2 separate regions of the Homo sapiens genome follow, and region 2 is linked to region 1. The links are chromatin contacts, found by Hi-C or POLR2A ChIA-PET in ENCODE. All regions are on one chromosome and are shown on one strand. The core of a region is the stretch at or near the end of the contact, and the rest is flanking DNA. Distances in the headings are between cores, read along the strand shown. Region 1 overlaps SGMS1 (sphingomyelin synthase 1). Region 2 overlaps SGMS1 (sphingomyelin synthase 1).

What was found. Hi-C counts contacts between places; a loop is a spot of excess contacts on that map. ChIA-PET counts read pairs that join two places held with the same protein, here RNA polymerase II (POLR2A). Pooled maps may share reads with other maps.
Region 2: a loop to region 1 is called in a map of B cell, with 2.9 times the contacts of the local background. The contact joins two enhancer-like sites. A Hi-C loop is called at or near these places in 4 of 168 maps with a recorded cell type or tissue (B cell, GM12878, HepG2 and 1 more), 22 of 37 single-sample maps with no recorded cell type and 12 of 50 pooled maps. POLR2A ChIA-PET finds 5 or more read pairs at or near these places in 10 of 52 experiments (GM10248, GM12878, H1 and 7 more).

Annotation. Positions count from the first base shown.
Region 1 is chr10:50,494,034-50,501,600 of GRCh38, reverse strand. The region is part of intron 3 of SGMS1 (sphingomyelin synthase 1); the gene reads left to right. Among named protein-coding and RNA genes, the nearest start is that of SGMS1, 130 kb to the left of the region's middle. Within about 2 kb of position 4,008, at least 2 of the 41 ENCODE cell types and tissues checked have a DNase peak (open chromatin) inside an H3K27ac peak, as active enhancers do; they include GM12878, where a contact is called at or near this core.
Region 2 is chr10:50,536,288-50,543,854 of GRCh38, reverse strand. All of the region lies in intron 2 of SGMS1 (sphingomyelin synthase 1), which reads left to right. Among named protein-coding and RNA genes, the nearest start is that of SGMS1, 84 kb to the left of the region's middle. RefSeq lists an enhancer at 4,810-5,019 and a silencer at 5,012-5,306. Within about 2 kb of position 4,639, at least 5 of the 41 ENCODE cell types and tissues checked have a DNase peak (open chromatin) inside an H3K27ac peak, as active enhancers do; they include GM12878, where a contact is called at or near this core.

The DNA.
Region 1 (7,567 bases), core at 2,759-5,258:
ATGATGTTTATTTACAAGCTGTTTTAGCTCAAGAATTGCCTGCTAATTTTTTTTGGTCTGCGTGTGAATCATATAGAATTATCTCTGCAAATTAATTTCCTTAATGAACTCAGAAAAGAGGAAAAAATCAAACGTATTTCACCAAGCATTCTACCTACTTAAAAATGTAACAGAGTACTTTTGTATATAATATAAAGTTTTATATAAAATGTAGAAAATACATAATGGAAATAGTTGCCTTTTTAAGTTTTAGATAATTGTGAACCCCTTTCATTCGCTGTTAGGATGATAGAGTTTGTGGACTTGTCCTTCTCTCCTTTCTCTGTTCCTCAGAATTGAAGGACTTCACAAGGGAGATGCTGGTGTGCTGGAAAAGAATGAGAATTTACTCCAAGTAGGATTAGGGGGCATGAGTGAGGGTACCACAGAAGGGCACATTTGGGGGAAGTATAGATATTATTGCCAGAGCATAAATTGCAGGAGAGGATGACATGGGATGAGAGGGAAGGAGGCCATTCCTTCTGGCTGGCCCCCATAATCACTGAGACCCAGGGTTGATAGATACTCATAATGTGACCCTGTGTCTTCCCAGCATTGGTTAATTGGTTCTTTGGAAAATCAGATGAGATCCCTTATTACTCTTGAACTACCATAGAAATATTTAAGATTACATGCCCATATACCTTAGTTACTGAAATTAAAGAGTAATTTTAAAGAATTTTAATGGAACAATGATTGCAACAGAAAGAATTTCCTGAGCTAATAAACCTAAACTAATGCCATTATCAAGGCATCCTGATGTTTTGAACCATGTCTCTGGGTGGATGGAAGAAAAAAGTTAGTATGGACTTACGTTAGCCAAGGTGGTAGTCCTGAAGCCAGTAACATAATTAAGGTTTTGGAGTGCTATTTCACATGAATATTTCTCAGTGGAGTATATGAATAAAGTTAATGTGTCACAACTTTAAGGGTCAATTTAAAGTGCCTTGTAATATTAATGGAACCCAAATCAGAATCCTTATGTAGAAATTAAAGGTGTCAATGTAAGTGCTTAGAAAAATGCGTGGCACACACACTCATAGAGGGTCTGGAAGTGTTTTGATGGTGAATTAGTACCCTTTTGGTTTAACCTTTATTTTAAAACCGATTTTCATTTATTTGATTTCTTTAAATGAGAAGTAAGCATATATCTTCTTTCACAATTGCTTCAGGTTCCCAATTGTTTTATATTTTACTGTAATTTATTAGTAAATTTCTATAAACAGAACAGCAGCTATTTGATGGCAGTTTGGGTTAAGTGATTTCTGAGACTTTCCCATAGATTCTTTGAATTTAAATGAGAAGCCTGATAAAAATTCCAAGTTAAAGATACCCAGGAAATCTACAACAGATCAAGCTTGTTTTTTTGTTTGTTTGTTTGTTAGTTTGTTTTTGAGATGGAGTCCCGCTCTGTCACCCAGGCTGAAGTGCAGTGGTGCAATCTTGGCTCACTGCAACCTCCACCTCCCGGGTTCAAGCGATCCTCTTGCCTCAGCCTCCTGACTAGCTGGAATTACAGGCACATGCTACCACACCTGGCTAATTTTTGTATTTTTCAGTAGAGACGGGATTTCACCATGTTGGTCAGGCTGGTCTCGAACTCCAGACCTCATGATCCGCCCGCCTTTGCCTCCCAAAGTGTTGGGATTACAGGCGTGAGCCACTGCGCCAGGCTGATCAAGCTTGTTTTTTAGATACAATATGTGAATTTAGCCTAAGCCATACGTTTAAAATATAGCCATTTGGCATTAACTTTTTAATTAACTAATCAAGAGAAGAGGGAAAACCAATCTTGTCTCACAATGTGCACTCTACCTTTTTGCTGTAACTAAATTAAGTATAACTTAAAATATATGACAAGTTCTTGTTACCACTTTTTCAAACTGAAAAAAGGTATAATTTTGTGATATGCTACCACTGTTTATTGTCCTACCTGAATATCCTGCCTTTGGGAAAAGAATATTTATGTTTATAATTTGTATATAAGAAAATACTATCTTGTCTACAGTGACAATCTTGAGGTTTGGTGAGTATATATATGAATTGTAAAACAGGGTCATCTGGGAGTAGTTGAGGAAAGGATATGTATATTTCAATGCTAAAGAGACCTTTTTGTGACTTAACTTTTAGTGGTATACCAGCAATAATGAGACTTTCCTCCTCCTTATCATCATCTGTCTTTCTTTAAGTGCTTCTTAGGAGCCAGAGAGCATGCTAAGTGCTTTGTACAATTTCGTAAGTGAATTCTCCCAAGAACTTTAAGAAATGGATATTCATAGCTCCATTTCACCAATGAGAAAACCAAGGCTTAGGGAAGGTACTTTGCTTCAGAAGTAGCTGTTTCATATTTGAATACAGGATGGTTTTGTGTCCAAAGCTTTATTTTTAAAATTTAATCTCAGCTGCTATTATTAAAATTACCTCTCAGAAAGTGAATAGTAGCATACTCATGAAAATCAGGTTTTCTAATATTCTTAGCCAATTGCATAGATGGGACAAAAGTTTAATTCTATTAGCCAGTTTAAAAATAAAAATACTTAAAGAATTACCAGTAGGATGGCTACTATTAAAAAACCCAGAAAATAACAAATGTTGGCCAGGATATGAAGAAATTGGAACACTCGTGCACTATTGGTGGGAATGTAAAATGGTACAGATGCTATGGAAAACAATATGACAGTTCCTGAAAAAAATTAAAAATAGAACTACCATATAATCCAGCAATTCCACTTCTGGGTTTAGACCTGAAAGTGTTGAAAGCAGGTTCTTGAAGATATGTTTGTACACCCCGGTTTATAGCAGCATTATTCATAATAACCAAGGAGAGGAAACAACCTAAATACCCATTGATGGATGAATGGGTAAACAAAATAGGATGTTTGCATACAATGGAATATTATTCAGCCCTAAAAAGGAAGGAAATTCTGACACTTGCTACAACATGGATGAACCTTGAGGACATTATAGTAAGTGAAATCAGCTAGTCACAAAAGGAAAAATACTATATGCTTCTACATATATGAGGTACCTAGTGTATTCATAAAGACAGAAAGTAGAATGGTGGTTTCCAGGGGCTGAGAGGGGAGTTACTGTTTAATAGGTACAGAATTTCTCTTTGGGATGTTGAAAACACTCTGGAAATGGATGGTGGTGATGGTTACACAACAATGTGAATGTACTTAAAGCCATAAAACTATATACTTAAAAATGATTAAGGTGATAAATTATGTTATGTATATTTTACCACAATAAAAATAATGCTTTAAAAAGAAAATAAGGATTGAAGTGATTGGTTGTGAATTCCTCTTCCCTCTGAATGATAAAAGAGATTTTATCCGATCACATCTTTCCCATGTTAAGTTACCATGATCCCCTCCCCCAAACAGCATTGCTGAAAAAGCAGGGGTGGTGGGCAAGTCATTGAGACCTTGAGTTATATTTCCCTAACTCCCAACTTGCTTGAAGTCTGTGTTCTCTTCATCTTGTCTTTTAAAAATGAGTGGGCTTTTCTTAGAAACCAAATTCCCTGGAGTGTGATATCAGCATACTTTTACTCTGAGAGTTTTTAGCAGCAGCTTTCTCAGCCTGAGAGGAAAAGCAAAATATAAAAATAACTTAGGGCTCACATTCAAATAGGTAAACAGATATGTCCAAAGTGAAACCTCTAACTGAAAGTCATGCATTTCAGTTAGGCACAGTGTTAGATGGTAGGTGGATGAATCATCTGGTCTGACCTGTCAACTGAAGGATCTGGAATTTTTTTTTTTTTAGATGAGTTTTGCTGTTGTTGCCCAGGCTGGAGTGCAATGGTGCGATCTTGGCTCACTGCAACCTCCGCCTCCCAGGTTCAAATGATTCTCCTGCCTCAGCCTTCTGAGTAGCTGGGATTACAGGCATGCACCACCACGTCCGGCTAATTTTTTGTATTTTTAGTAGAGACAGGGTTTCACTATGTTGGCCAGGCTGGTCTTAAACTCCTGAACTCAGGCGATCCATCTGCCTCGGCCTCCCAAAGTGCTGGGATTATAGGCGTGAGCCACCGCGCCCGGCCAGGATCTGGTATTTAATACTCACTTACCTTTTGGCTTCTCTTGCATAATCTCACTGGTTCTGTTCAGCTCCATATGGACAAGTTTAATATGATAGAACACTGAAGCTTGTTTGTCATGTCTTCCAGCTTTAACACTATTATGGGTTGTATAGATTGTAATTCTTGAAAAGATGAGTCCTCAACATTTCTTGTTAGTTGATAGCTATGTGAGCAGTATAGTGGTGAATGGAGCTCACACTGAAGTGCATAATGATCCTTATTAGACAACTTTGTAAGTTTGAAAATGTCATCAAAGGAGAATTAGGATCATCTGTCAAGGCTACCCTATTGTGGGGAAGAGAGGTGTGGGTGGAGGCAGAGTTCTCATCGTTAATCGTTGACACTTGGAGAGGTTTGCATCGAGCCTTCTGGACTTCATTCTAATGACAGTAGAGCTGTCTCTACATTTCAGTGTTGGAAGAAGGGTGGAGGATGACTTTACCATATCCCCCTTTTAAGATCACTTTTACCAGTGGGTGGAAGCTAGAGTGGAATTAGGGAGACCAAACAGGAGGCTGCTGTGGGTTTGTGTCTAAAGATGTTGGTAGTGACATTAGTTGACATGCATGGAGGACTACTTGGATGCCAAAAGCTTTATCCTTACTGTAGCTCTGTGAGCTATATAGATGGGTGACATTACTGGCACCATTTTGCGGATGAGGACATCCAGGATTAGAGAGGCTAAGCAGTTTGCCTAAGATCACACAGCTCATAATGAATTTGAGATGGTAGCCAGGCCTAGGTACTGGTAGAGAGGAGCTGTTTTTATTCTCCCAAAGCCATGGGATCACCTGGAATGTGATATAGGAAGGCCTAGGGTTGTCTTTAAACTGGGATCTGGGAGCCATTAGGCAGCTCTGGCCATGTCTGTTCCTACTTGGAATATATAACAGCTTCTGGACATTATTAAGTGGGCTGGCTTGTGTTTTGTTGAGGAACAGGACAAATGGGGCATTTACTAGTGCTGTGTGCCTCGTTGCTTTTCTGGGTAGTGTTTGGTGATGGGCATAGTGTGGAGTGGTGGTAGAGTACACAGTGTGATTCTGTCTGGTAAGGAAGCTGTATGTTGATGTTCACTGATGTGAATAGGTTCATACAGTCCCTTAGGCATTTGGCTGGAGGATAAAGAACAGCCATTGACCAGCAGAGTACTTTTTTTGAAGTTTATGCAAGACAGCGTGCTAGGTACTACTGCCAGCTTGACAATAAAGGCAGAAAGACATTTAGAGCCATTAAAGAATTATTTATACCAGAATACAAAAACACACTTTTCAAATGTTTTGTAGGCCCTTTTCCTGCACAGCATGTGCCTCATCTACTCAAATTTAGGAAAGGTGGTTGGTGGTTTTGCAGAGAAGCAAGGAACTGTAATATCTGTCTGCATTGGTCATGCTTATCATGTAACACACTGGATTCAGTATAAAGGAAAACCGACAGGTATGGAGTGTCTGCTGTTTTATTTTTAAAAAATTGTTCATTTTTTAATTAAAAAAAGGAAATACGTGCACATGACTTTAAAAAGCTCTGTAAACAACATAGAAGGATGCCGAAAGTGAAAATCCTCCCTTTCATCTCAGTTCTCCCTTGCCTTCCCCAGAGATAGGCCAAATTTTCTTATGTATTTTTCCATATATGTTCTATGTAGATACAAACATGTTCTGTGTATGATATGCATACTATTCCAAACTTTGCTCTTTTTTTTTTTATAATTCTTGGTGACAATTCCATATCAGCCAGAGAAATCTATTCAATTTATTTTAATGTAGTTGGACAATTTCAATATATGAAATTAACAAAATGTTTTTAGCCAGCCCCCTACTTAAACCTTAGAGCTTTTATAAATAATATTGAGAAGTATATCCTTATATTCGTTATTTTACACATTCTTCAGTACATCTGTAGAATAAACTTCTATGTTTATATGTACATTTAAATATTGGGAGCCTAACTGTTGGTCTGTGTAAAGCTAGATTTTGAACATCTATTGTATGAATGACCAGTCTTTTTACAGAATTTAACTTGATTAACATGGTTTCTATCCTGCTTGCATTTGTGAAAAAGTGCAGATCAAATAGATCACATTCTATTTAAACATTTTCTCCTAAAATTAAGGCATTTTAGCCAAATTTTATTTCAGAGAAGTACAGTTTAATCATTAATTAAGCCTCTTCCACACTTTGACAGATACAGCACATCCTTTTTTTTTTTTCTTAACTTTTTTTTTTTTTTTTTTGAGACGGAATCTTCACTCTGCTGCCCAGACTAGAGTGCAGTGGTGCGATCTCAGCTCACTGCAAGTCCCGCCTCCTGGGTTCACGCCATTCTCCTGCCTCAGCCTCCCAAGTAGCTGGGACTACAGGCGCCTGCAAGCACGTCCGGCTAATTTTTTTTTTTTTTTGTATTTTTTGTATTTTTTTTTATTTTATTTTTTTTTTTGAGACGGAGTCTCGCTCTGTCGCCCAGGCTGGAGTGCAGTGGCGGGATCTCTGCTCACTGCAAGCTCCGCCTCCCGGGTTCACGCCATTCTCCTGCCTCAGCCTCCCAAGTAGCTGGGACTACAGGTGCCCGCCACTATGCCCGGCTAATTTTTTGTATTTTTAGTAGAGACAGGGTTTCACCGTTTTAGCCGGGATGGTCTCGATCTCCCGACCTCGTGATCCGCCCGCCTCGGCCTCCCAAAGTGCTGGGATTACAGGTGTGAGCCACCGCGCCCGGCCTTTTTCTTAATGTAGGTAAACTGGTGTCATGGGAGTTTGTTGAACAGATTATTTCATCCCACAGATATTAAGCCTACTATCCATTAGTTATTTTTCCTAATCTTTTCCCTCCTCCTACCCTCTACCCTCTGAAAGGCTCCAGTGTGTGCTGTTCCCCTCTACGTGTCCATGTGTTCTTATCATTTAGCTCCCACTTACAAGTGAGAACATGTGGTATTTTGTTTTCTGTACCTGTGTTAATTTGCTAAGGATAATGGCCTCCAGCTCCATCCATGTTCCTTCAAAGGACATGATCTTGTTCTTTTTTATGGCTGCATAGTATACAACGTTGTATGTATCACGTTTCCTTTATCCAGTCTACCACTGATGGGCATTTAGGTTGATTCCATGTCTTTGCTATTGTGAATAGTCCTGTAATGAACATAAGGCATGCATGTATCTTTATAATAGAATGATTTTTATTTTTTGAATGTATACCCAGTATTGGAATGGCTGGGTCAAATGGTATTTCTGTGTTCAGGTCTTTGAGGAGTCAACACACTTTCTTCCACAATGGTTGAACTAATTTACACTCCCACCAACAGTGTATAACATTCTTTTTTCTCTAGAACCTCGCCAGCATTTGTTATTTTTTGACTTTTTAATAATAGCCATTCTGGCCAGGTGCCAGGCGCTCATGCCTGTAATCCCAGCACTTTGGGAGGCCAAGGCGGGTGGATCA
Region 2 (7,567 bases), core at 3,390-5,889, 42 kb before region 1:
TTTAAAAAATTTTTCTAAACATAGAAGACATTTGGAACCAAGTAAAAAAAAATCTTTTGGTTTAAAAACTTACCTAGAAAGTTTATTCACAAGAATGGTCATTGGGCCAAATTAAGCTGAGTTTTTAGTTTTAACAAGAAGATTATTAGTTTGGGTCTTTGGCTTTTGGGATTCGTAAGGAAGTTCCTGTCTACTTCCTGCAGAAGCAACTGCTCCCAATCTGATTATTTTGACCTCAAAACCCCATTATTCCTCCTGTCTCCTCTATAAGTGGAACATCAGCCACACTTTGTTTCAGGGTTCCCTTGGCCTGCAGGCCCCAGTTCCTACAGAAACTTCTTTTCCTGACAATCAGTATGATTTTTTTACCTCTACCACATATTTGTTTCTTAGCCTACGCTCTTGTTCTAATGATTACTAATTTTTTACAACTTGATATATGTAATGTTAACTATGTAATGTGTATATCTACTCACCTTGGCTTTTTGAAATAACTTGATTGAGGGCCAGCTCTTGGGCCTCCTGTGTGGATGTGTTAAAGTGCCCTGCCTTATGTCTCTGCTGTCCTCTTTCCTTTCCATAATTCCAAGTGATTAGAAAAGCAGCCACATATTTTATAGTCATTTGTAAGTCAAGTTGCCAGCCTTGCCACATACTCATTTTTTTTTCCAGCTGAGCATATTGTAATGGAAATTCTAAGTTTGCCTTGACATGTTCATTGCTCTGCACAAAGTCAACACTTGGTCTCCAAGACAGTTTGGGTGCTAACTTTATTTCCCTGTACTGTCTGGATTGTGGAAGATCAGATGTGGATGCCTAATGTCCCTTGTTAAAATTGTCCCAAGAGCTATCATATAGACACTGTGTGTGTTTGAAGGAAGCAGGTCCAAGTCTAAACAGTGATGGCATCCTGTTGGTCTGAGAAGCAGGTAACTTGTGTTTTAAAAACAAAACAAACTGAGAAGACTTCCTTTTTCTTTCTTTTTTTTTTTTTTTTGCACTTGGCATTACATTACAATAACCAAAAAAACCCTGCAGGAATGGTTGCTGAAAAACAAATGAAAAAATTAAACAATAATTGAGACTTTTTGAATAATATTTAATATATATCATTGTTATATATAATATAATATATATAATATTTATAGGTTATATATATCTCTCTCCCCTCTCTCTATAAGTGCATTTCTGTATATGTGTGTGTGTGCATGTGTGTGTGTGTATACCTTCTCTGTTTTCTCTGTTTTCCTATACACTTTTCTTTATGGTAGTTTGCTTTTTGCTTTTTAACCATTTTATTTGGACTTATGTTATTCATAAATTCTCTCTTAACCACTTTTTTTTAAGAGCAAATATACATATTTTCTGCTCTAAGCCCAGGTTGGTGACATCATAGAAATTTTAGTGTTTCTTCTTTGTCTCAATCTTTCAAGTATCTCATAATCTGTTCTTAAACAAATGTCTAAGAATAATATGAGTGGCAACACTTCAAAACAGTGATTTTTTTTAAATCACTGTAAACACATATGTGTGTAAGATCTTTTTTGAATTTTTAAAAATAATCTTAAGGAGAATAATAAACATGCTTCCGGCCATTTTTTGAGACATAGAACCTGGAAAATTTTGTTTCCATGTATTTTATGCCGTAGAAGTCTTTGAAGAACGAAAAGTGGGAGTCACAGAGTGTGACTGTGTTCAGTTTCTTTTCCCCCATGAGAAGGTCTAATTTGGTTGCTGTAGCTTCAAAGCTGTGTGTCATGAGAATCTGATGCTAGTGGTGGTGGCTTTGGTGGAGGATTTTAAGAAAAGATAATGGTTCCTGCCACGGTGATTTTAGGCAAAAGAGTGGGACATGCAGCCTCTTCCCCTTCTAGACACCAGCATACTCATCTATTCCATTAAAACTTGTTGGCAGGAAAAAAATCAAACATGCTCCTCGAAGTGGAAGTAACTGGCAGAGGTTTTAGTGCCTTCTTCCTAGGAGGTTGTATTTTAACAGAAAAGAAAACTTTGGCTCCAGGAATAAAAATCCTTTTTTTAAAAGTGCATGAACCCTGCAATTTGGTGCTAATTGTAACTTCTGGAGGCTCCACCCTGGTTCTCTTGATTAAACTCAAAACAACCCCTTTTCCTTCCCAAACATCTCCCAGAGTGGGTGGCTCAGCCAGGGGCCAGCATTTTTATTCCATTTTCGAGGATCTTGGCCCCATCCCTGGTCTTGTCTCCAAGTGGGGCAGCTTAACAACCACTCTCTGTGGGCTTTGAGTATGGCAAGATGACCTGGCAAGCTGAGCTAGGTGTTTGCCATTCACACAGGAAGGGGGCCTTCAGGGAAGAGCTCGAGTCATCATGAAGACAGAGCCTGGATGGTAAAATTAATGCCCCTCATACAGATGTTGAGTCACATGATGTATTAGATAGTCAATGAAAGATGAAATTATGTTGGTATACCATACAAGGCAGTAATGTACAGTACTCCTTAAGAAACATTTTCAATAGGAGTTTTATGGTTGCTTGAATTAAGTTGCTTTGAGAGGTAAAAAGTTGCAGTAAGTGCTATAATTTAGAAAACCAGAGACTTACATGGTAACATCTCTACTGGATTAAGTCTTCATGAGTATAACAGCATAAGTATTATAAAACTTAACTAGAATCGGAAAATAGAAGATAAAGAATTAGTGTTTTGTTTGGATCTTACCTTTTTCTGTGCCTGAAACCCCCACATTTTCAAAAGTCCTTTCCCAAGGTCTCCAACGCTGGTTGGTCCTGTTGCCTTGTGGAGTTTCTAATTGAATGTATCTGAAGCACTTCAATCAGAGCTGAATCTTGGTCTTCCATGCTGTCATCCCCTGTATTCTTTCCCAAACCAAGTTTCTGTTGATTCTGCCTCCAAAAAGTATCTCAAATCCACCCTCCTGGTCCAGTCACCTGGGTGACTGCAGTTGCTATTCATACTCACTGTGACTCTTTTCCACCCTCTTTATGAAATGGAAATCTGGTAATTCACCTCCTTCCCCTAAAAGCCAAAACAAAAAACAAACAAACCTGCAGGACTCAACTTTTCCATGACTTCCCATGATCTTAAGTTGAAATCATAATTTCATAACCTTAGTGACTCGCATGACCTGGCAGTTGCCCACTAATCCCCAGCCCTCCGTGTTCCCCCTCTTCAATCCAGTCATGGTGGCTTAGTTTTGGTTTCTCTGAGATAGCATTCACTTCCACTTTCCTCTCTCTTTTTTCAAATTGTTGACTTTAATTATTTCTTTAGTTCCCCCTTAAATCTCATTTTGTCAGAGAAAGCCTTAGGTTAGAAACCACCTTATTGCATGACATTGACCCCCTTGATAGCAGTCTGTTGGTATATGTCTAGTGGCTGGCATATAGTGGATGCTTATTCATATTTGTTGAGTGAAAGAATGAGAGTAGTGGTAATTGTGAGTATTTTAAGTGCTGCTAAATACTCTGAGAGTTGGCATATCTAGCATGAGGTGTGGCACAGATGCCACCATTTTTTTTTACCTGCCAGACGAGCCAGTCTATTTATTACTAATTTATCACCACATCCTTCCCCTGGGCTGGCTTTCTTAGTACTCTACTGGTCTGTGTGAATTGGCATGTGGCATGAAACCTATTTGACATTTCTAATCTAGCAGAAAATGTCATCACCTTCTGGATGTTTAGGTCCTTGTATTGACCTTTAAACATGTTGCATAAACTTTTCATGCCTTAATTTTCATGCCAGTCTAATACAGGTCATCAGATTGTAAGATAAGATAATTCTTTCATGAAGATTAAGTAAGAAATACTGAAAAATTAGTAGAGCATATTCAAATATAAGGTTGTATAATTACATTCAGTATGCTTTGACATAAATAATCATTTTCTGTTTAGCCACTCTCTTATGCAGACTAAAATGTAAATTTTATATACACATAAATTAAACTTTCAGTTGCATAGGCTTATCATGTCTATATATGAGCCTTACAGCAGGGACTCTAATTTTCTTTCATAATTAAGTTGATTTCTTGTTTCCATTGGACTTTTACTTAATGTTTATTTTGCTAGTGAAAGATCCATTTCAAGGAGATAGAATATAAAACATCAAGAAGAAGATGCTCATTTTAAATTCAGTTTACTATCATTCTGTGGCAGTGTTTCACAAAGCATACCCATGGATCACCTGTATCAGAAACATGTGGGGATGGTTAATTTGCAGGTTCATGCCCCCACAACTTACTGAATCAGAATTTGAGAGGCCCAGAAAACTGCATTTTAAAGTGATCACTTTGTACTTTAAATAAGCTCCATAAGTTTGAGAATCAGGTCCCATATAATACTTAGTGTATACTGTGTCATTAATAAATTTCGAACAGGATCCATAAAAGATGGCTCATTCACCGACCTTTTCAGTCTCACCTGAGCATATAGATGTTATCAGAAAACATATCAATGCCAACACTATACAATAAAAGGTGATGATATTGATTGTGACTAAGGTTGAAAACAGTCTATGACCTTATTCAACTGGAGCACAGAGGATCAACAAGGGGCATTGTTCCTAGATGGCTAAAACACACTGGCCTTCCGGGAACAATGGCCCTTTGACCACAGCTGACACAGGCGGGAAGGAACTAGACAGGGGTCAGATCTCCTCAGTCCAGCAGTGAATGGGTGGGGCCTATGGTTGAGTCCTCTGGAGAAGCCCGGCAGGGGAAGGCCAGCAGTGCCCTTCATGCTCACCAGGGCTGTCACTGTTCTGCCCTCCCTGGATGCCCACATGGCAAGAACGCTTGCCCTGAGCAGGAGGACAGGAACAATACCTGTGTTTTAAAAGTTGGCATTGCCAAGTGTGTAGGATGTGCTGCTCACCGAGTTCGGTGGTTTCCTTGTATTAGTTCATGTAATCAGCTTAAGTAGGGGAAATCCAGGGTGTTGATGAGAAGGCATTTCATGGCAGACTTTAACCCTGGACTGGATTCTGGGGAAGGTTACAAGTCTCCATCTCCTGTTCTTATCAAAACTTGCTCTACTCTTTTGGATCGCCTTTGACCACTTAATGATACTTACAGCTTTTATCTCACAGTTCCACCTCCAGATCAGTATTGTTTTCTGTCATTTCCTGAATGTGAATTCCATCCCACTAAGTAGACACAGAAGTTGTCAGTGGGGAATGGTGTCATCCCTCTCCTCTGGTGTTTTGAAATGTGTGGGAACATTTTCAGTGGTCATGATGATGAGGGGTGTGTATATCAGGATTTAATGTCCTGAGGGTGTGGGATGCTAAATACCTTTCAGTAGTTGGGAGTGGGAGGGTCCCACTTAATGAAGGATTGTCCTGTCCAGAATGCTGAAGGCACCCCTGATAAGCTATCTCTTTTTTTTTTTTTTTTTTTTGAGATGGAGTCTCACTCAGTAGCCCAGGCTGTAGTACAGTGGCATGATCTTGGCTCACTGCAAGCTCCGCCTCCCGGGTTCATGCCATTGTCCTGCCTCAGCCTCCTGAGTAGCTGGGACTACAGGCACCCACCACCACGCCCGGCTAATTTTTTTGTATTTTTAGTAGAGACGGGGTTTCACCATGTTAGCCATGATGGTCTCGATCTCCTGAGCTCATGATCTGCCTGCCTCGGCCTCCCAAAGTGCTGGGATTACAGGTGTGAGCCCACCCACCCACCCCTGATAAGCTCTTTGGTTTTATCTGCATCTTATCCAGCACCTTATTATTATTTGTTTAATCTCTGTATTTCCAGAGCAGGATCTCACTCTGTTGCCCAGGCTGGAGTGCCGTGGCATAATCATAGCTCACTGTAACTTTGAATAGCTGGGCTCAAGCAAGCCTCCTGCCCCAGCCTCCTGAGTAGCAGTGCCTTCTTGAGAACTGACCAAACATTTAATATGTAATGGGATTCATATGGCTTAATAGATGCAGTTTGAGCTTAGTTACTTGTAGGGTAAATAAGCAAATGGTTGAAGCCATCTTCTTGGATGGCTTTTGTGCTCTCACAGTGAAGGTGTCACTCTTCTTGAATTCTGCTTTGTAACCTCATTCTTCCTGACGGTACAATGTAGACAAGCTCTATGACCTAGGGAATAATCCTAAGCAGCTACTGTTCCACTCAGGCAACATTCCTATTTCAAAAACTACCAGCATGTAGTCCCACTGAAACCTTGGTTTCACAAAAAGAAACAGGATGGGGAACATCACACACCGGGGCCTGTTGTGGAATGGGGGCGGGCAGGGGGTGGCGGGGAGGGATAGCATTAAGAGATATACCTAATGTAAATGACGAGTTAATGGGTGCAGCACACCAACATGGCACATGTATACATATGTAACAAACCTGCACGTTGTGCACATGTACCCTAGAACTTAAAGTATAATAAAATATATATATATCTATATATATATATAAAGAAAAAAAAGAAAAGAAACAGGATGATGCTAAGTAAATTAAGTGTTAGCATCATGAAATGGGGTAGAGGGCTGAGTACCCCAACATTTTATCTCTGACACCATCCCAGGTGAGTAGTCTTAGCAGTAGGAGGGTTTGAGATTTGGAGGTACAGGCTCCATACTCCAAACTTTCTGGAGAAAAGGTTACTTTGTCCGTTGATCAGAAAGCTACTGTGTGGAAAAAACAAAGGTTTGAACTAAGGATCAAACAAGATCAGTAGAGGGTCCTGGGATATGCATTGATATGTATCAGTCATTCAGTTAGACATGTTAGAGATGCAGACTGGGAAAATTCAGCCAAAGGAGCTTGAGAGAAATGCAAATGCTAAGATGACTCAGTGGGCTGTTTTCCCTGGAAGGCCTGGGGACCAAACAAGAAGCAATGTGTCAACCCTTTGTCTCTCTGTTACTCTACTTCTAAGAGTAACTTCTAAGGAAATGATTAGTGATGTATTCAGAGATTTCACTCTGAGGATGCCTAAATGCTGAACATTGGAAGCAACCCAGATGATGTCCAAAAGGGGATTGAATAAATATAATTCACCTATATGATAGACTATTGCATAATCTTGACAATGATTATAGCATGTTTTTAATGATGACAATGATTATAGCATGTTTTTCATATTTTTCATGTATGAAGAAAAGTATGACATGGGACAAAATGTATGAAAAACATGCTATAATAAACAGATTAAGATTTCAATAAGGAAACTTTGTAAACATGGAGGAGAGACCTGGAAGGGCATTAATCAAAATATTCACTTGGATTATCTTTGAGAAGTGAAATTCTAGGTAGTTTTTCCTCTTAGAGCTTTAGTGCTGTACATAAAATGTTTTCTGTGAGCATGTAGAATTATTTTTGTAATTAAGCAGTTTAATACAGCAATAAAAACATGATTATTAACAGGTGCCTTGTTGACCCTTTACTCCAAATATTCCTGGTAGTTCTAATCATTTAAAATCTCAATAATTATATATTCTATCATTTTAAATCTAAATATTTCTGATAGGTTTATTCCTCAAAAGGAAATGGGTTTTTTTTGTTTGTTTGTTTGTTTCTTTGTTCATTTTTTTGAGACAGGGTCTTGACTGTTTATGCAGTGGCAC